Linked DNA regions of Homo sapiens: region 1 is linked to region 2. Evidence: chromatin loops called from intact Hi-C (ENCODE). Cell type or tissue: dorsolateral prefrontal cortex. All regions are shown on one strand. Links, peaks and the distances in the headings refer to the core of each region. The heading gives the core; the rest is flanking DNA. Region 1 overlaps TNR (tenascin R). Region 2 overlaps TNR (tenascin R).

Evidence for each region. Peaks named below come from ENCODE experiments on the same cell type or tissue, not always from the same donor. Only the 100,000 strongest peaks of a DNase experiment are listed, where the experiment ranks them.
Region 1: it touches region 2 in a loop (2.6-fold over the local background); 37 of 110 quality-filtered maps call a loop at or near these places.

What each region holds. Positions count from the first base shown.
Region 1 is chr1:175,729,488-175,740,103 of GRCh38, reverse strand. The region is part of intron 1 of TNR (tenascin R); the gene reads left to right. Among named protein-coding and RNA genes, the nearest start is that of TNR, 8.8 kb to the left of the region's middle. In dorsolateral prefrontal cortex, for the core only: no CTCF peak of the experiment used is centred there; DNase peaks (open chromatin) are centred at 5,321 and 8,371; H3K27ac peaks cover 357 bases.
Region 2 is chr1:175,488,494-175,499,109 of GRCh38, reverse strand. All of the region lies in intron 2 of TNR (tenascin R), which reads left to right. Among named protein-coding and RNA genes, the nearest start is that of TNR, 250 kb to the left of the region's middle. In dorsolateral prefrontal cortex, for the core only: no CTCF peak of the experiment used is centred there; DNase peaks (open chromatin) are centred at 4,843 and 5,220; H3K27ac peaks cover 5,044 bases.

The sequences.
Region 1 (10,616 bases), core at 1,166-9,165, 240 kb before region 2:
GAGGGGTACATTCTGCTCCCCAGCCTTGAGGTCATGGTGTTAGAAAGTCAAGTGGTCATTTCAACCGCATTTATAGAAACCAACAATCAAATGTGAACAGAAACTGTGGAAGCTCCTGCAGGCAACTGCCTCAGAGCTGACCTGAGTTATTTGATGGAGTTCATAGAGATGATTTTGAAATTTTTATTAAAAACTTAGAATTCAGTATTCCAAGTTGGTGGTTGGTCATGTCTCCCCATCTGGGCTCCAGGAGAGTGAGCTGAGGAAAGAGTACCTATGTGAGCTTAGTAAAGAAAGAAAGAGGAGAGTTCATTGTGATAGAGCTTATACCATGAAATTGAGTCCTATCCACAAAGGTCATGGCTGAGGAGGGTGCCGTTTCTCTTTATTTAAGAGTAAATTTAGAACCAGAAGCCACTTACAGAGACCCATGTACCAACATAGCTCTATGCAGGGATGTCTCCATTCACCCTGCTTCCGTCCCTGGGTTGTGGGCTGGGTGAGGTAGTACTCTTGCATTTTACCATTAAGAAGTAACGGAGTTATCAGAAGGTTTGGTAACTTTGGTGAATGTGTGTGTGTGTGCGTGCGTGTGTGTGTGTGTGCATGTGTGTGCATGTGTGGTATCAGCACACACGTACAAATATATATAACCAGTTTGGACACCTTGCCTGTCCAATTCTCTTCTACTCTGTCCCTCATTTAAGGGCCACTGGATAAAGATGGGGAATCTCGTGCACCGTTTGTACATAGGGTCTTCCACAAGGAAATCAGAGTTTCTGGCAGATTAATCAGTAAATTAGAATCTTTAGTAGAGCTTAAAATGTGTCCAGGTAGGTCACAGACCTATTTACATGTTCAGAGGTTGCTGATGTCCTCTGCCTCCTTCCATTTGGAGACCTTATTATAACACCTTCTTCCAGGGTTTTGCCTCTTTCTGGGGTCACCTGCCTTTGAGAATGCACTCAGTGCACCCAGCCAGCTCTTTTAGGGGAAGGCTCCTGAGTCACTTCTGCCAGCTGGGATCCCACAGAGTAAAGTGTTGGTTGCTAAACCACCATGTCATGGAAAGTTAGAAGACAGCCAAAGTGAGGACTCCCTAATACAGAAATACAAAGTTGAACGATGCCCACAAGCCAATTCCAGTAGATGATTCGGCAGAAGCGCAGAGATACACTTTTGCCTCATTTTGATGATGTGCTATGCTAATAAAGATGAGATTTCCTACCTAACTAGAGTTTCATCTCCTTAAGAGACAGTCCAGTGGGGAAGGTGGAATTGGAATGGGATTGTTCAAAAGCTATTTCCCATCATATATAAGAACCACTATACTTAGCCTTGGAAACGTGACTTTGAATTACGACTGTATTGGTAAATTTTGAACACAGCAAGCTGATAATATGCCAATTGGCAAAGGGAATTCAAGCAACCTTGTTTTTTTCTCTTTCCCTCCTTTTTAAAAATATAGTTCAATGGCACTAAGTACATTTACATTGTATGCAACCATCATCACCATCATCCATTTTCCGAACTTTCTCATTTTTCCAAATTGAAACTCTGTACACAGTAAACGCTAATTCTCCATTTCCTCCTCCCCCAGCCCTTGGCAACTTCTTCCTGTCTCTATGAACCTGACTATCCTAGGTACTACATGTAAGTGAAATCATACAATATTTGTCCTTTCGTAGCCAGTTCATTTTATTTAGCATAATGTCCTCAAGGTTCAACCATGCTATAGCATGTGTCAGAACTTCCTTCCTTTTTATGGCTGAATAATATTCCACTGTATGTATGTACCACATTTTGTTTATTCATCCATCCATTAATGGACGCTTGCATTGTTTCCTATTCCCCTCCTTTAATTCTTGCCAATTGCCTCTGCTTTACTCTCCAATCAAGTAAGAAAAGGAAACTTTCTTGTCATGACACTCCCATGAGTTAAAATTGTACACTTTCCCTATGACGTTCAAGCAGGTGGCTTCTTGGAGGCAAACGGAGGAGGATACTTGGGGCTGGTGCACATGAATGAATCAGATTTATCTTCTATATTCAGACTCTCATTGCTAATCTGTACAACAGCCAAAGTTTAAGTGAGCATGGATGCTAAACAAAGTGCCCCAATCTTATGCCAGAGAGGTACTAGCAGGCAGGAAGAGGTGCAGCCCTCACCCTTGGGGAGCACGTCTCTGGGTTATGTATTACAAGGTGAAACTTCATAATGGGGGAAGGAGTTCTGGGGTCAGGGACAAATGAGCCAACAGACCCATTAGTTTATTGAAGGGTTCCAGCCTGGTCTCCTCGGGACCCCTATCCTAGAGCAGGGCACTGCCAAGGGCACCCCAACTTGGCTTCTATAATAACATCTCATGCTGTGGCTGTAAATGACTCAATAAAGGTTTATTACCAGGACCCAGGAGGAAGTTGTGGTTATTTAAATCTGGATGTGTCCTCCTCAAACTGCATGGTATGAGGAAAGACAAAGGGGGAAGTCTGGAACATTGGTCCTAGGACATTATCAACCCAGGGTGGCTAACATCTGACAAAAGCTTGGCAACATCTCTGGGCTGGAATTTGGTCTTTGACCCTAGTCCACCTAAAAATTCACATTCCTGGGCCCTGGAAGCTTGGGTCTTTCTATGGCTTAATGATAAAGCTAGTCAACACTTACTGAGTGCTTACTATAAACTTTGGCCAAGTGTTTGGCACAGAGAATGCCCTTAATAAATGTTTTCTGTCATGACTATTAATGAACATTTTGAATACTTTACATCATTTAGTGAGTAAAACATTTTGATATATACTATTGTCCCCGTTTTACAGGTGAAAAAACTGAGGCATAGTGATGCTAAATGACTTTCTTCTGGGTTGAACAGAACCAACAGAAAATCAGAAAGTTTTTATAAAGCGCTCACATTTTATAAAACCAAGCTCTTGAGGGGTTCAGAGAGGCTAACGTGCTTGCCCAAGGCCACACAGCTAGTAGGTGGCAGGGCTGGTTTTCAACCAAATCTGTTTGGAACAGAGCCTACTTTGTGTTGTTGTTGTTGTTATTTTTGTTTTTCTTTTTGCTTTGCTTTGTTTTTGAGATGGGATCTCACTCTGTTACTCAGGCTGGAGTGCAGTGGTGTGATCATGGCTCACCATAGACTCTACCTCCTGGACTCAAGCCATCCCTCCACCTCAGCCCCCTGAGGATCTGGGACTACAGGCATGTACCTACATGCCCAGCTAATTTTTTGATCTTTTTTTTTTGTAGAGATGGAGGTCTTGATATATTGCCCAGGCTGGTCTTGAATTCCTGGCTTTAAGTGATCCTCCCACCTTGGCCTCCCAAAGTATTGGGATTATAAGCAGAAGCACCTGGACAGAGACTAAGTTCTTCCACTCTCTCTGCTGCTTGTATCTTAGTCATCCCTGCTCTGGGCCACATGTACACAGAACCCATGGGGCAAAGGCATCAAGAAGCAAGACCTGGGGAGTTATTAACAGGAAACTGGACTTCAAATTCCTACACATCCCCTCTTTCCCTCACCCTCCCTCACCCCCGAAAAGCCTATAGAGATCATCACATCTTTTTTTTTTTGAGATAGAGTCTTGTTCTGTCGTCCAGGCTGGAGTGCAGTGGCGCAATCTCGGCTCACTGCAAACTCTGCCTCCCGGGTTCACGCCATTCTCTTGCCTCAGCCTCCCAAGTAGCTGGGACTACAGGCACCGGCCACCACGCCCCACTAATTTTTTGTATTTTTAGTAGAGATGAGGTTTCACCATGTTAGCCAGGATGGTCTCGATATCCTGACCTCGTGATCCACCCGCCTTGGCCTCCCAAAGTGCTGGGATTACAGGCGTGAGCCACCACGCCCGGCCCACCACATCTTCCTTAAGTTTTTTTTGTGAGAATTAAATGAGGCATGAGTACAAAGTCCCTGGGACAGTGTCTGTCATGGAACATGTCCTCTAGCCCAGATTGTGCCACTTGCTATTTAATATGGCCTGGGGACTGGGTGCAGCTTGGGGTACTTGGTGTTTCAACAAGCTAGCAATTATTGGGTTGACCCGAATTTTATATGCTCCTCAAGTGCTAATGGGTTGGGTTGGCCCTTGTTTTACATCACCTTGATTTTAGAAGCATGTGTTGGCTATTTTTTCTCCTACTCTTTTAGTACCAAGAGCCAATCTGATATTTTTAAATACCTGAAAGATGCCTCTTCCCAATTAATTACCTTGAAATTGTACTAGACTGAAATTAATTTGAGCCTTAAGGAGGGTTTCCGAGCCCTATTCTGCAGTCAGCCAGAGACCATGAACACTTGGGTTTCCTTTTTTCTACCTTCCCCTCCCTCCAGGTTCTTCTACCATTCTGAATTTTATTTATGAAACATTTTCCCTTCCTTTATAATTTTGTTTTCCATAAGAAGAACATCTAACAACCACCTCCTGGCTGGGCTAGAGTAATTGTTTGAATTTTTTGACATTGTGCAATTTCAAAGGCTTGAGTTTATATAGATTACTTTGAATTTATCTCCACAAGTGCATCGGGACAGAAGCTGCTGCCTGCTTCGTGAAGTATTGTAAGGCTTGTGGCCACTGAGTGCTGGCGTTTGTGTGGATAGCCTGTTTATCTAAATGGATTTCTGTAAAACATATACCCTAATAAGCCAGATTTTGCCAGCTTGTCCTGTGTAAGTACCTCATGATGTCCCCTGTGAATTTGTCAATACCAAGGTCAGCTGTGGTGGCTGGGCCCAGGGACAGGTGTGGAGAGCAGATCAGCTGACAGTCACGGTGCCCTCTTTCCCTCCTCCCAACTGGCCAGCTGTGAGCCAGGGGTGACAGGGCACAGGCAGACAGAGGAGAGGGCAGCGCCAGGGCTGGAGAGCCCATGTCTATCCAGGTGCTGGGAGGAGAGATGTCCAGCTGGGCAGACAGACAGGGCCCTGAACACCAGATGAAAGCCCTGCAAATGGCTGTGTTGAAAAGGGCAGAGGCCAGAGCCACCTATAAAGGGACTGTCTCCTCACGGTGACCCAGTCTGTGCCACAGAGAGATGGAACTTATAAGGCAAGCTGTAAAGCCTCCCATTCAAAGCCGTATATATTTATAGAGATATAAATGAAGTTTAATGCTGGTGAAACTCACTATAAAAGCAAAATACTTCATCTGTATCTACACTTCAGGTGCAGATCAATACAGGGCTTCCTGTCTTTCTGCAAATGAGAGCTGTCTGTGAGCACGTGTGCCCACTCGCTCACACGCAGCCCAGCTGCCTTGCTCTGGAGCCAGCCATGGGGTGGGAGGGACAGAGGTCTTTTGAGCATCTGCAAGTGAGGCGCCCAGCAATGATGCACTCCCCTTTTCTGCGAGGGCTGTTTAAAAACAGGAAGAAAAAAGAGAAAAAGGGAAAAGCACTGCCAAAACCAAGCGGCTTCAAACAGTCAGAAGCCTGGCTTTAAATAAAACAATTTGAGGCAGGTCAGCTTTTCATCTACCTTGGAAGCTGCCAGGTTCCTGCTCCTCAGAGCTCCAGATGGGATGTGACTGCAAAGCCCACCTGACCAGCTCCACCCTCTAAGTGTCTCCGCTGACCTTGCATCCCCTGCTGCCCATGCTGGCCAGGCAGAAACAGTCGATGAAACTCTGCCCAACAAGAGTTTGAATCTTGGCTCTGCCACTTACTAGCTGTGGAGACGTGGGGAAATCCATTGACTTCTCTGATCCTCAGTTTCCTCACCCATCAAATGGGGTAAATAGCTCCTACCTCTCAGAATAGCCATGTCTTTTAAATGAGATGTCATTTTCTACAAAAAGACTTACAACAGCCCTTAGCACATACAGATTCTGCAATTAATAGAGAACTCATTTTTTGGGAATTTCAGGCAGGAAGGGTGTATTTTGAGGCTGGAGATCAGGGGCACAAGGTTGCCCTCATCTATGTCAATATATGTTGACATACATTCTCCCCATGGAGTGGGGAGGCCCTATTTGGCCTGAGGCTGGCTGCAGGAACAAGACATTGCATTCTTGAGACAGGCAGTGGCCTTGAGCCCTGTTCCCTTCTCATACTGTCACCAGCAATCCCTGGCTGCAAGGCCTCTGAGCTCAAGGGAAGGTTGGCTGACCAAATAAGATAGCTCTTATCTCCATGAAGTTGCCCTTGGTGGGCCTGGCTATGTCCTCATAACTGACTCCCTCACAAGGCAAGAAGCAGGAGTGTAGCTCACCAGGGCATGGTTTCCCTGGGAAGTGTGTCTTGGGTGACTAGGGATGCCCTTCCAGACTGGACCCTCGAGAGGCCAGCAAATCATGCCAAGGGCTTAAGTTTCATTGTGGGCCACCCTCCAACCAGGAGCGGGGCCAGGTGAGATGTTCTGGAGGGGAGGAAAGCATGCTGTTGATCCAGACCCTGATCTGTTCCGAGTAGGGTGTGGGGAGGAGACCACTATCAGTCAATCTCTCATTAAAAATGGTCTGAGGCACTGTGCCTGAGTTATTAAAATGCAAAGCAAGAGTGTGCCATGCCCTCCCCTCTACCCCTACCCCTTTTTTTCGTTTGTGTTTTGTCAGCTTAATTTAGTGAGAATGAGAAACTCAGGCAGCCATTCTTGGAGACTGGGAGGGAAAGGGATGAAAGCCCCCAAGAGGGCCTGGGGTGACTTCTCCGGCCGTGTCTTCACTCTGACCCAACAGAGCCCTCCCAAGCAGCATCCTTCTTTGTGGCTGAAGGCCCAGGAGACAGTGAGAAGTGCAGAGACCTGTCTCTCTCTCTGCACTCACCCTGTTCCACTGCTTTCGCTATTTCTTATGGGAGGGGGGTCCTGTGGGCCTCTGGCAACCACAACTGACATTCACTAACTCTGTGACAGTGGGAAATCTGGGAAGGGACCCGGTTCCCACTCCTTGAAATGTTTTGACCTTTTCATTTTAAGTTCTTAAGGTCAAATATTGCTAAAGAGATTATTTGCCAGTGGCAAAAGCCTGCGAGAGGGAAAATAGCATTTTTACTTCTAACGTTTTGCATCTCACTCCAGAGCCAGGCTCAGCAACTGGCCTGACCAAGGCCTGCCAGTGATGAAGGAGGCACTGTGGCAAATGGTTACCTGAGATCTGATTTGGGGATGTTTAGGATCTCCTGGATTTAGAAATCACCAACTGGGTCCCAAAATAGCTCCACCTCTATTTTCAGTAGCAAAATAATCGCTAACATCTACATGACAAAAACTATTTTCAGGCAATGATCTAAGTACTTCATGTATAGAAACTAACTGATCTCAACAATCCCTTTTGGAATGAGGTGCTGTTATTAACCCCTTTTCACAGGTGAGGAAACCAAGACACAAAGTTTACAAAACCTGCCTGAAGACACGTGACAAATGGCAGAGCCAGAATTTGAACCCAGGGATTCTGTGTACCTAATGACTATGCTGTCTCTGAGCATCACTCAGAAACCTTCCAGGTTCCCCACTGCCAGAGAATGACACAAGGAGCTGGAGAATGACAGTCCTTATAAGCTTGGTTTGAACCACAAAGGTCAGGTTCAAAGTAAGACCAGAGCAGTCACTATTTCTCTCTGGAGCTTGGTTCTGCCAGTCCTACCCCCTTCCTTGGGGAGTCATTCTGGTTTTTAAACAAAGCCCCATCTAACTCTCTCAAGATGAGAAAAGAATCCAGGTCCAAAGCAAGTGAGTTTTCTTAAATGGGTTTTCCTTCATCCAGTCTCACAAGGTAGTGTCAATTCTCATCTATCCACAAAAGCCTCATTCACTTTGTGGCTTATTCACTTTGGGGATTATCTGGGCCAAAGCTGTAACTACTCATCCACTTGTGGGCCACTTCTTTTAACTCTGATCTGCCATCACAAAAAATGAAATTTCTAAAATGGATTCTGAAATGATGGTCCAGCTGGGCAGGAATATGGAAGGCAGATACAGCCAAGCCCAATTTATTCCTGTGGAGGTTTCTTGTTGAGCTGTGAGGCCATAAATTGAACCCTAATGGTAGCCAGAGCCTCCAGAAGATTCAAGGGGAGGCAGGGAGTGCTGGTGGGGATATGGGGCAATGCAGGGGCAGCCCAGGCACATTCCTGCTCTGGAGTCAGAGATGGAGATGACAGCAGGGTGTCAGCAGAAGAAGCAGGTGGAATGTTCAGCACTTTATAGCCACCCACAACATGCCAGACACAGCAGCAAACCATGCCAAGAGGCAGATTCCTACCAGAGGAGATGCACTGGGGTCTGGGCAGGCCTGAGAACCCCAGTGCAGGCTGGGTTAGAAGCTAGGGTTTAGCTTTTGCATCAGATGCTGAGCGGAAACAGTTGGTGGGGAGGCACATCACAGCTCTGGGTAAGGTGATTCAGAGCTGAGAACCCATGCCAGTCTTGGAACAACTACCCACAGGCAGCAGGATGCAGGGTAAGCGTGAGATCTGGGAACAGTGAACTTGAACCAGAATCTTGGCTCTGCCCGCCGTGCCTCCTTAATGAAATCATTGAGCCTCTCTGAGCCTTCATTTTCTAGTCTTTAACATGGGAATAATAATTACTGTCCATAATTTTGTGAAAATTGAATAAGGCAACATATATAGGACTCCGGGCACTTAATAGGTACTCTGAAAATGTTTATTCCCCCAGTAGAAAGAATAATTTCCTGCATTTTGTTTGTGCTTTATACTTTTCATAGTTATATACTATATTTGATCTGCACAACCATTGGTGAAGGTAAGCAAAATAATTGCTATTGATTACTGCCAATTTATAGATGGTAGAATTACTATAGAGTTTCAGTGACTTGCCCAAGATAGCACAGGGCAACAGTGACAGAATTGAGATCGCAACCATACTAACTCGCACTTTTCAGTTGAACCATTTATGGTTCCTTTTGTTGTCCTGTAATTGGGCTGGTGATTGAAATCACGAAGGTCAAGAAGACCCACTGTTCCAATGGCCAGAAGACAGAACCAGCTTCATGGGCTCTGCAGTATCTCTGTGGATACTGGGCAGGGCCTGGGGTGTCATTTAGAGACTTTGGCACCAGGCCTCTCAGGTCCTCTTATTACTACAATATGTTCTGAGGTAGCTTCCTTAGTAGCTTAGTGCTGAATGCTATAGAGGCCAAGCTTCCTTTAAGTCAAATAGCCTTGGCTTTCTGCCCCCGGACAGACATCTTGGGAACCTGAGTCACCCAGCATGTCCACTGCAAAGGAAGCAGCTTCTACCTCATTCCTCCACTAACCACAGAAGACAAAGCCTGTGTGTGCAGCAGGTCAGTAGCCTCAAATGTTAGCTCCACAGAGAAGCCCACCATAGTACTCTTATCTAAAATAGCTCTCCTTGTCACCACTCTCCCACTTTATTTTTGTTTATCACATTTATCACCAGCCAACATAGTATATATGTATGTTATTTCTTCCTTATTGTCCGTTCCCTCCCAATAGAATATAAACCTGGTGAGAATAAAGACATTCTCTGTCTTATTCACACTTACATTCCCAGCCTGGAATTCTGTTGGCATTCAGTAAATATTGGTTGAGTGAATGAACAAATGGGTTTTCATCCAGTGTTCTCTATTTCAACAAGCTGTTATTAAAGATCTACTCTCTGCCAGTCATTTCATTAAAGACTGGATGTGAAGTTGAGTGACAGATGGTTCCCTGTCTTTGAGGATCTCCCAATCTGGTTGGAGTAGAGGGGGAGTCACAAAGATAACTTCCTAGCATTGTGCTAATGTCTAGGAACCAGCTGTGTCAGGTAGGAGTGGAGTCAAGGGAAGGGTGACTCATTCTGCTCAGGGTATCTTATTAAGTTCCACAAAGGAGATGGCAGGTGGGTTGCAGGTTAAGTGTGCGTAGGGCTTTGCCAACCCAGAAGGGGCACTCCCGGTAGAAAGAACAGCATATGCAAAGGCTCGGGGTCCTAGAAAAGGCATATTGGAAGGTAACCGAGAAACGTGATGTGGCTGGAACAGAGAAGCATTGGGCCTTCATGCAGGCGGTAGTGAGAATGGTGAGAGATGATACTGAAAAAGGAGACTGGAATTTGGTCTTCCTTTCAGGATACTCATGGGGAGAATTACCAGCTGCTCAGAGTACCTTAGGCATGAGATCTTAAGCTATGTTGTAGGATGCAAGCTTGTTGCCTCTTTCATCAGAGAATTACAGGAGCAGCTTAACTAAATTTTATTGACGATTGAGATGCTCTTTTATATTAGTCACACTTTTTATGCAAGATCTCCAAGTCCGAGAGTGATGGAGGGACTTGGGGTGAGCAGATGGGACCCACATAGCTGCCAGATTCCCCATCTTCAGTAGAATTCCAGGGGATGCTGTGCTCTTCTTGTTTTAACAACCTAAGGCCAGTTCCCAGCCACCCATGCTGATTCATTCATTCTAGATAGTTTCATAAAAATGACACCACTCAAATTGGTAATATAGAGATTAAAGGCAAGATTGTTTAGTGAGAATGAGAGATACAGAAATAAATGAATGAAAGAAAAGGAAGGGAGGGAGGGAGGAAGGAAGAGACTAGGCATGGTGGCTTATGCCTGTAATCCCAGTGTTTTGGGAGGTTGAGGTAGGGGATCGTTAGAGGCCAGAAGTTCGACGTTGCAGTGAGTTATGATCTCAC
Region 2 (10,616 bases), core at 965-8,964:
GAGATCCCACACAGTATCAACCTTGAAGGAGCCAAAGCCGGAGGCATGTGCTTTGTGCTATGTCGACTTTCATAGGTTTTCTTTCCTGTTAATGTTGCCTCTCTTGTTGTTTTTCTTTTTAAGTATGACCAAATGACCTTGTTACACATAATGTGGTAGCCTGAATATGAGCAACAGAAGGCAGAGCAAACAGTTTAATGCTATCATCAAATGCAACTACAACCACGTTAACATAGCGCATATTATTAATAGATGATGATACTAACGGTTATATGTGCTGCATGGTAATTGACCATACCAGATAAGCAGCTCACTTAAGTTACTGCCCAGGGGATGACTTTTATATCGTCAGGTTTTGAATCCCCACCTCCTTGCACTCTGCCAGCTCTCCAGCATGTATGCCCTCCCTCGATGGTTTTCTCCAATACCATATTCCTTCTCTGCTTAACTTCAAACTAGGGCATGGACCTTTTCTGCCTATGCTAGGAAGAAAAACACAAGAATAGAAGAGTGAGGGATGATGGCACATAAGTTAGGCTAACAAGAGCTGTGGGAACAAATAGATGCTGCACAACAGAAGGCTATTTTGCTCTCTCATACCAGCCCAGTATGGGTATTCTCATCAGCAGACAGTCTTCCTCTTTGTGGTGACCAAGGGGCTAAGGCTTCTTTCTCTGTATTATAGCTCCACCATTCCCTGGTCCTCAGAATCCTTGTATCCAGCTAGCAGATAGAGAAGAAAGGGAAAGACTCACCTACATTCCTTTCTCACCCTGGGAGTGACACAGACCACTCAGGCTCATATCCCATCAGCAAAAACTGGCCCTGAATGCCAGGAGGCTGGATAATGTAGCCTGTAGTGGGGCAGCTGCTCCTGGCAACAGTTTCTTACTATGCAAGAGGTTGCACAAGTTTTTGGTGACTCATTAGTCATTTCTGCTACCAGGAATTTTACAAGACCCAAGCAGGATTTGTGTTTGTTTGTTTGTTTTCTTTGTTTGTTTTTTGTTTTGTTTTTGTTGTTGTTGTTGTTGTTGCTGTTGTTGTTTTGAGATGGAGCCTCTCTCTGTTACCCAGGCTAGAGGGCAGTGGCATGATCTCGGCTTACTGCAACTTCCACCTCCTGAGTTCAAGCGATCCTCCTGCCTCAGCCTCCTGAGTAGCTGGGACAACAGGTGCACACCACCACGCCCAGCTAATTTTTCTACTTTTAGTGGAGACAGGGTTTCACCATGTTGGCCAGGCTGGTCTCAAACTCCTGACCTAAGATGATCTGCCCACCTCGGCCTCCCAAAGTGCTAGGATTACAGGCGTGAGCCACCATGCCCAGCCAGGAGGTGTTTAACATAAGCACTGGTGATTATTACCTAACACTAAAGAATCCAAGGGACCGACTCATGGTACCGATGAGGGCCTAGGGCAGATAATATGTCTGAGCCCCAGGGAGTCCCAGAAGCATGCTTTCTTGCATGAAGGGGGAAGCCTATTTCTCCCACAAGGCAGTACAACACAACAGCACAACAGCAGCTGCCCTAGGCATTAGGATCCAGGCTCAGAAGCCCCGTGAAACACAAATGACTATTTGATTGCCCTTTACAGAAAAACCTTGTTAAGCAGATATCGGTTTATCCAAGAGAATGCACAATTGGAAGCAATTGTTGTTCCCCAGCTAACTGGATACCCTGTCATGCTCCAGTAAAAATATCAGATTATTTGAACTAGTTAATTCAAAATCCATTCTTCCTGGTCCCTTGCCTTTCAAATTAATGACATTTGCTGTAATTGACGGTGAGAGAGAGGGAGATGGGGCAAGCGGAGGAGCACATGATCTCTCAGAGTTAGCGGATTCTGCTCCCACGCCAAACCAAAACCGAGGAGAAGTGAAGGGAAGAGGAAAGAGAGGGCTGGCCGCAAAGTATGCGTTCTGGAAAATCAGGTTGTAAGTACCATTTTTTTCCCCTGAAGGACTATTAAAAGAAAGCAAGGAGGAAAAGAAGAATGCCTAGACAGCCATGCAATTAGTATCACAATTAAGAAAATCAGAAAAGAGTGAGCTTTTTAGCCTCAGGATGAGCTTTGTTCTTTTGGGATCTCCTCTCTAACACCCTTGGCCTGGACAGGCATGACTTGAAGTCTAGGACTTACGGGGGAAAGGCAGCAGAGAGCTGCAGCTAGATAAATGAGGACAGTGATTCCACTCCTGTATGCCTCAGTTTCCTTATCTGTTAGCATCAGATACTACCTCCCTCACAGGGTTGTTATGAGGATTAAAAGTGTTCATGTTTGTAAAATGTTTACAGTGGCATCTAGAACACAGTAAGCCCTATACAGATGTCTATAAAACACAGAAGACTAGATGAGAACTCCTGTGTCCCTTTTTAACAGCTAGGAGACTTGAAGCCAGTTCCTTTCAGCCCGGAGCCTCAGTTTCTTGTTTATAAAATGAGGACCATTTTATAGCCTCACAGAATGGTCTTGTAGGGGGTGAGATGAATGTGGATATGCCTTGGCCAGTGCCTGGCACAGAATCAGCAGTTAATAAATGTTAAGCGCTACCTCGAGCTGAATATTTAAAGTATTCCCAGATCCCAGCAAGACAGAAAATGAGAGACTTCAGTAAACAGTGCCAGAGATGCTTCTGCATATGGCAGCCCCGAGTCACCAAGAAGAGTACGTGCCAGCCAGCACTTTAATTTTTACTTATTTCATGGAATAAGGAGCCATGTGTGCGCTGAGCTCCCACCCAGGTTATTAGAGAGACATATGTAGCACATCAACACAGATTGGCAGGGTGGGAAAACAAGGAGAAGTTGGGGAATACCTGGTGAAAGGTATTTAAATTAGTGAGACGAATTTGACTCCAACAGACCTCAGTAGCATATATACTGGAGTATTAAAATAGCAGGGACACAGATACCATTTTCTAGTATCTGTGGGAATCCGGCACTCAAAAAATAAAAGTGATGAGCCTTTCTATTTTAATAACAGGAAAACTCACGAGAACATGAATTTCTCTATATAGAGAAACAATGCAAAGACTTCTTCACGTCAATTCCAAAATGGCTTGAAAAGAGTGGGATGTTAAACATCAGCCAGCAGGATGTTGAAAGGCTCTCCCCGCAGTATAATCCAGTGTTTCTCTGAGGCATGGTGACAGGATGTGGGGAAGTAACACAATGTAATATTCAGGGACTCTAGCAAGACTTCTGAATTCTGCTCCGCCTCCTGAATGAATTCGAAAAGATACAGTTTGAGTGTGCGAGGATTATTGTGACTGCCTATGTGAAATGCCTGACGCAGGTCCCAGCTTCTCGCCACACAAACGGCACTTCTGATATCATGAGTACCACTCTGCCTCAATATACAAGTTCAGTTAGACAGCATGTAATTGTCATGGATGTGTCTTGAGGGAATGGCCACAGGGTGTACTATTCCCAGAGCTTGGTCCCATGTAGTCCAGCTAGAGAGGCAGACAACAAACAATATATTGTAAAGTTTTGTGGGTGCTTAGATATCCCCATATGGGGTACAGTGGGGGTATTATAGAAAGGAAATTTAGAAGATCTCAGTAATTTGGTGACTGTTGGGCCCCATGCTCACTCATGCCTTCAATAATTTCTTGTTTCCCTAACAAAGCTAAGCCCCTGGATAGCAGGGATCATCTTTCACATCTTTGTGTCCTAAGAACAACCTTCATTCATTCATTCAACAAACATTCCATGAGCACTCACTATGAAGCAGGCACTGTGTAGCCACTAAAATTAAAAATATGACTACAGTAGGATCTTTGCCCTTGAGGAGCTCAAAAATCTCTTGAAACAACATCTGTGAGGTGTTGTCACTCCCTCATCTGGGTTCCCGTAGCTCTTTGCACTGAGTAATTAGCCCTGTGCATGATGTATCTGTCTATCTTCTGCACTGGACTGTGAATTCTCAAGGGCAGCCTGGGAGGACAACTCGTCTCTTCACACTTGCCTGGCCCAGTATGAGTCACTGGGCAGGCAATCCATAATTGTCATTAAATAAATGAGTGGGTGAGCAATGAATGAATGAATGAATGAATGCAGCCGTGCCTGCAGAAGTGAACGCTGAAGACAGTGTGTGAGCTAATAGAGGTCTCCTGTACATGAAGGGTCTCACCTAGAGGACCATGACCGACCCGTTTTCGACTCCTCTGGAGTATGAGGGATCTAGATTCATTATAGGAAAGAAGTTCCTGATGAAGAATTGTTTTAGACACTAAGAACCGTGTGCCATCCTTCCTCCAAAAATCTATCCCTTAGAAAGAGTCTAGATTTTTCTTCGATATCATTGAGGCATTGTCCAGAATCCAGCAGGATTCCTAGGCTTTGACTGTGAAATGGAACAGATACATGGTGTGCCACTGTTAACAACAGAGAGCAAATAGATCACCAGTGGGTTTTTAAGGAGCCACCGGGCTTGTTAGCGCTCTGCACATAGCCAGACATATAAATACAAAAGTGATAAACAGGCAACCAGGAGCCCAGTGTCAGATACCTGCTTGTTCTACAGGTCTGCTCAGGCCCACCTGCGCTCAGCTGTCAGTGACTGCCCTACAAAAGCATGTCCTCCCCAGGTAGACAGGCAGTTTCTCTGGCCAGAAAGCTCCACCGTGTATCACTCTTGAACCAAATGCAAAATCAATGCTTTTGCTCCCATGCCAACCTCTCCTGACCACTCTACTGCTGCAGAGTTGCATCGTCACTGTCGGGCTTTGCCCAGGAGCTGGTGCCGGGGACTATGAATCAGCTCCCGCCCCAGATTAACATTCAGACAGAGGGCCTGGTGATGAATATTTTAATATAATGTTTACTGTTTACCCACATGAATGGAAAGGACTTGCATCTGCCAGTGCCACCTGTGCCCATAGAACTGCAGCCCAAACAGCCACATCCCCAGAGAGCCCAGCTGTGTGGAGCAGAGAGAGGCCGGCGGGAGGGGGCGGGGTGGGGAAGGGAGAGAAGGGCGGCACAGTGACAGGCTGGTGGGAGGAATCCGGGAAAGGAGGCACAGACCAGAGAGATGGGAACGGGATGCAGGATAGAGTCAGAGGCGGGAGGAAGACACAGGGAGAGCAGCAGATACAAAGAAAAACAGGTTGGGAGAGTGGGCGTTCAAGAAGAGAGGTTGTAGGGACCCCTCAGCTGAGAGTGGATCTCACGGAGGCTCCTGTCAGGATGAAGGGAGAGAACAGAATGTGTCTGACTCAAGTACACAGAGTGTGTTTCAGAGGAGTGGGCGTTTTTTTCAAGTCGGTGCAGCTATTTGTGGCCACGCAGCCATATGGACTCTCTGGAAGCCGCTGGTGCTCTCACCTTGCTGCCCAGGCACCGGCTCCCATGGCTTGGGGCCAGGACCACTACCCCCCACCTTAGTGTCCCCAGGAGGAAAGGAGGGAAGCTAAACATAGACACCAACCGGAGTCGGGAATGGAAAGGTCATTTACAAGCTTAGTGCGGAGCACCTTTGGTTTTGGAAGGGTCCGGAAGGGGGCCTGGCAGAGGCTGTCCTGTGGAAAGCTAGCCGCTGCTTCCTCCATGAAAGCTGTTAGAAATCCGGGGGATGACCTTCTCCTGGTGAGCGTGGGGCGGAGCCAGCTCCTCCTAGCACATCAAGGGCCAGAGAGGCCGCCCTGGTCTCTTCTAGTGGCCTGAGGCACTCACCTCTCACTTCTGCTGGGCATCTGCATGTTCTATTAGCAAGGAGATGGCCCGGGAAAGTCTCTCTCCCAAAAGATGAGCATTTCTTCTAAAACTTCCTCAGTTTCTTGGTTTACTTTTTCACCTTTCTGTTCCCTTTCACCTTTCTCCTTTTCTGGGGCTATAGCTTAGATTAGGTTTGGAATTCTGACAGAATGTGGCATTAATACCCATTTTGTTTCTACCAGCCCTTTTTCTGGTCATTTCTGGGCTCCGTGCAACCCTGAGCATCTTGGAGAGATTGCCAAGGAGAAGAGGAGAGGAGAGGGGACAGCTATGGTGCATGAGGAAATGACACCTGCCTTCTGACGGGTACAGCAGAGAATAATGTGTCACAGGAGAAATGCGCCAAGTCCACTCTCCCTCCTTTGGCTGTGTGAGGGACTACCCACCCACCTCCTGCTCCTCGTATTGCCTGTGTTCATGCCTGCACCCCACCAGCCATCCACTACCTAGAATTAACAAGAAGTCTATCAGGATTAAATGTGCCTCTGGAGGCCCATATGTGGGAACAGATTTTGTTTTTAACTTTTGATTCTAGAAAATTTCAAAAATACATAAAAATAGAGTGAATTGTCAATGAACCCCATGTACTAATCACTCCTCTATAAAAATCATCAACCCAACATCTCTCTTGTTGCATCCCTAAACCCCATTCCCCACACTCCCACACACACCCACGTAGGATTTTTTTGAAGCAATTCTAACTTATCATGTCATTTCATCCATAAATATCCATAGATATAGTTTTGACTAGAGCATTAACCCTCCAAACTCTCTCAGGCCCCCCAAAAATCAACTTAGGCCTTGACACACACCTGCCTTTGGGGATGGGAACTCTGTGACCGCTCGTTTTCTAGGTGTATGCTTCTCATCATCTTTCCCAAACTACCCTGCTCAGAAAACCTTTGTTAGAAACAAATCAGTGTCCAAGCTTGTGGACGGCTTCATCTCAGGCCTTGGGCAATCTCTCCTCTTCATTCCCAGAAGAAATCATTTTGTAAGCAAGCTAGCCTATCAGAAAACCCACCTGCATGCCAGATGTGCACAGCTGTATGCAAGCAAATGCCAGTCCATCTGCAGAACTACCTAAACAAGGGAGACATGCAATCTGATCACTAAATGGCTCTCATAAATGATAGTAGCACATGCAATATTCAAAACCAATAGACAAAACAAACTTGGGCTTTCTCCAGAGGGGGGAAAGACTGAAGAATAAATGCTCCTTTTTTTTCCTCCAAAATTTTGATGAAATCTGTTTGTTCATTGAGCAGGAAAGCAAAGTTGTTTATGGAAATAGTTACTAGGAGGCCTGAATTTGGATCCCTTGTCTGATTGCCATCAATGGCCTTTGGCCACAATGAGTGGTCTTCCTTCATGAAACTTTTAAATAATTCATGGAACCAACTATGAAAAAGTTTATCGTTTAAAAGTCTGGGCCTGGCTGGGCGTGGTGGCTCACGCTGTAATCCCAGCACTTTGGGAGGCCAAGGCGGGCGGATCACGAGGTCAGGAGATCGAGACCATCCTGGCTAACACAGTGAAACCCCGTCTCTACTAAAAATACAAAAAATTAGCCGGGTGTGGTGGTGGGTGCCTATAGTCCCAGCGACTCAGGAGGCTGAGGCAGGAGAACGGCGTGAACCCTGGAGGCAGAGCTTGCAGTGAGCGGAGATCACGCCACTGCACTCCAGCCTGGGCAACAGAGCGAGACTCCATCTCAAAAAAAAAAAAAAAAAAAAAAAAAGTCTGGGCCTGGAAATTTAGACATAATTACACAGATGCTTGTGCTATGGTAGAAAGTGCATTATCTAACTCAGAAAGTCTAGATGCTTCCACTAACTTGTGTAATTCTGACCCTTTACTGCTCATTTGTAAAAATGACTAAATCATCATAGTTCAGCCTTTCTCCCTGTAAGCAGGTAAAGAAGTCAGGAGGTCATGTGCTAAAAGGATTCTGTGAAGAGAAGAAGAAAATTTAACATTTGAATTTATTTTTTTCTTTAACATTTATTTTAAGTTCAGGGGTACATGTGTTAGGTGCACAAGTTTGTTTCATAGGTAAATAGGTGCCATGGTGGTTAGCTACACAGATCATCCCATCACCTAGGTATTAAACCCAGCATCCATTAGCTATTCTTCCTGATGATCTCCCTCCCCCAAGCTCCCCTCTGACAGGCCCCAGTGTGTGTGTTCCCCCACATGTGCCCATGTGTTCTCATCATTCAGCTCCCACTTATAAGTGAGAACATACAGTGATTGATTCTCTGTTCTTGCATTAGTTTGCAGAGGACAATGGCTTCCAATTCCATCTATGTCCCTGCAAAGAACATAATTTCATTCCTTTTTATGGCTACATATTATTCCACGGTATATACCTACTACATTTTCTTTATCCAGTCTATCATTGATGGGCATTTAGGTTAATTATATGTCTTTGCTATTGTGAATAGTGCTGCAATAAACATACACATACATGTATCTTTGTAATAGAATGATTTATATCTTTTTGGGTATATACCCAGTAATGAGATTATTGGGTCAAATGGTATTTCTGCCTCTAGGTCTTTGAGAAATTGCCACACTGTCTTCCACAATGGTTGAACTGATTGTCACTCCCACCAACAGTGTAAAATTGTTCCTTTTTCTTCACAATCTTGCTAGCATCTGATTTTTTTTTAGTTTTTAATAATAGCTATCTGACTTGTGTGAGATGGTAACTCATTGTGATTTTGATTTACATTTCTCTAATGATCAGTGATGTTGAGGTTTTCTTCATATGTTTTTTGGCCACATGAATGTCTTCATTTGAGAAGTGTCTGTTCATGTCTTTTGCCCACTTTTTAATGGGATTGGTTTTTTCTTGTAAATTTGTGTAAGTTCCTTATAGACTCTGGATATTAGACCTTCGTCAGATGGATAGATTGCAAAAATTTTCTCCCATTCAGTAGGTTGTCTGTTCACTCCGTTGATAGTTTCTTTTGTTGTGCAGAAGCTCTTTAGTTTACTTAGATCCCATTTGTCAATTTTTGCTTCTGTTGCAATTGCTTTTCGCATTTTCATCATGGAATCTTTGCCTGTGCCTGTGTCCTGAATGGTATTGCCTAGATTTTCATCTAAGGTTTTTATAGTTTTGGGTTTTACATTTAAGTCTTTAATTCACCTTGAGTTAATTTTTTATATGGTGGAAGGAAGGGATCCAGTTACAATTTTCTGCATAAGGCTAGCCAGTTCTCCCAGAACCATTTATTAAATAGGGAATCTTTTCCCCATTGCTTGTTTTTGTCAGGCTTGTCAAAGATCAGATGGTTGTAGATATGCAATCTTATTTCTGAGATCTCTATTTTGTTCCATTGGTCTGCGTGTCTGTTTTTGTACCAATAGCATGCTGTTTTGGTTACTGTAGCCTAGTAGTATATTTTGAAGTTGGGTAACATGATGCCTCCAGCTTTGTTATTTTTGCTTAGGATTGTCTTGGCTATTCAGGTATTTGAATTTATTATGTTCATAAAAAACCTATATAACATGGATTGAAAATGTATAGTTCTTTCGGTTGAAGTTGGAAAAAAGTATGTGTGTACATATATGTATATGTATGTATATAGGATTTCAACTTTCTAAAAAGTGATGTAAAAAACAGATGTAAAACTCAGAAAAATATCAGACTCTGAATGGCAAATGTTATTAAACACCAAGCCTGTCAAACACAAGGGCATTCAGCTTGCTATCACCATTCTCTTGTTGATGTTCACAACATCAAATAGCTAACAATTTCCTCCCATGAGCCCTAGTGTTTCAGGTCTCCCAGGGCAAAGAGACCACAGGGCAGAGAATAAGGTTACATGGTCTCCCCAGGAAGGTGCCTTCTTCACTCTAGTCTTAGCCCTTCTGAAGGAAATCACACGCTGTCCAGCTTGGCTCAGCAACCATGATTCACAGGGTGTTTGGGATGATCAAATTCTTTGTACAGACCCTAAAGGTGACTGTAACAGCCCCTAACTTTTCCCCATCGAGGATGGCAGCTATGACCGTATCTAACCTCCATCTGTGGAGTGGAACAGTCTTTCTTGCATGAGATGGCAGAGTACCTGGGGACCACATGAGTTATGCACTCAGAAGTGGATGTGCCCTTTGTGAGCAAAGTGGAAGGGAAGGAGCTAGAATTCAAGAGGTTCTAGGTTCCATTCCTGGCTGGGCCCCGGGTGATCTTGGACTGTTAAGTTTTTGGAGGGAGGCTTCGTTTGCCCACATATTCAGCGGGGATAATCATATCACCTTTTTCCATCCTTACAGCATTGAAAGGGCATCTAAACTATTGTGTAGCTGCAAACAAGTAAATTAAAAGGAATGACCTGAAATTCTGGGGCTGTGGCACATTCACCACAACCCACCCGCGGTAGACTTTAAATTCACTTGCAGATTCAAAACCCATAAATTCTGAACATGCCTTTGTCCTCAGGATTACTGTTCCTTTACTCCAAGCTTTCTATCCTTTCTGACCTTTTCTCAAAGTGCAGGCACCCTTCCTCCCTCACCTATTCCACAACCCTTGCCCCATCCACCCTTCGGGGACCTGGCAAAAATACTCCCTTCTTATTCCCTGTTTTTCACTTGATATATGAGCTTTTCACAGTGGCAGGGGGATTCTGGGAGTTTCATCTTCTTGCTTTTCCTTAAGTGACATGTGCACTAGCCCATAGTAGAACTTCGGTGGCAGCTGGGGATCAATATTCAGTGTCTTCACCCAAGTGACTTTCCTGGAGAGCAGTGCCTGGAAGCATTTAAAGCTGGACCCATAGCAAATCTGCCCAACTTACCACCAAAGACTGTGCAGGGCCTTTGAGGATCTCCTGCTTAGCTCCCCCTAAATCAATTTCCCAGCCCAGCAGAGAAACT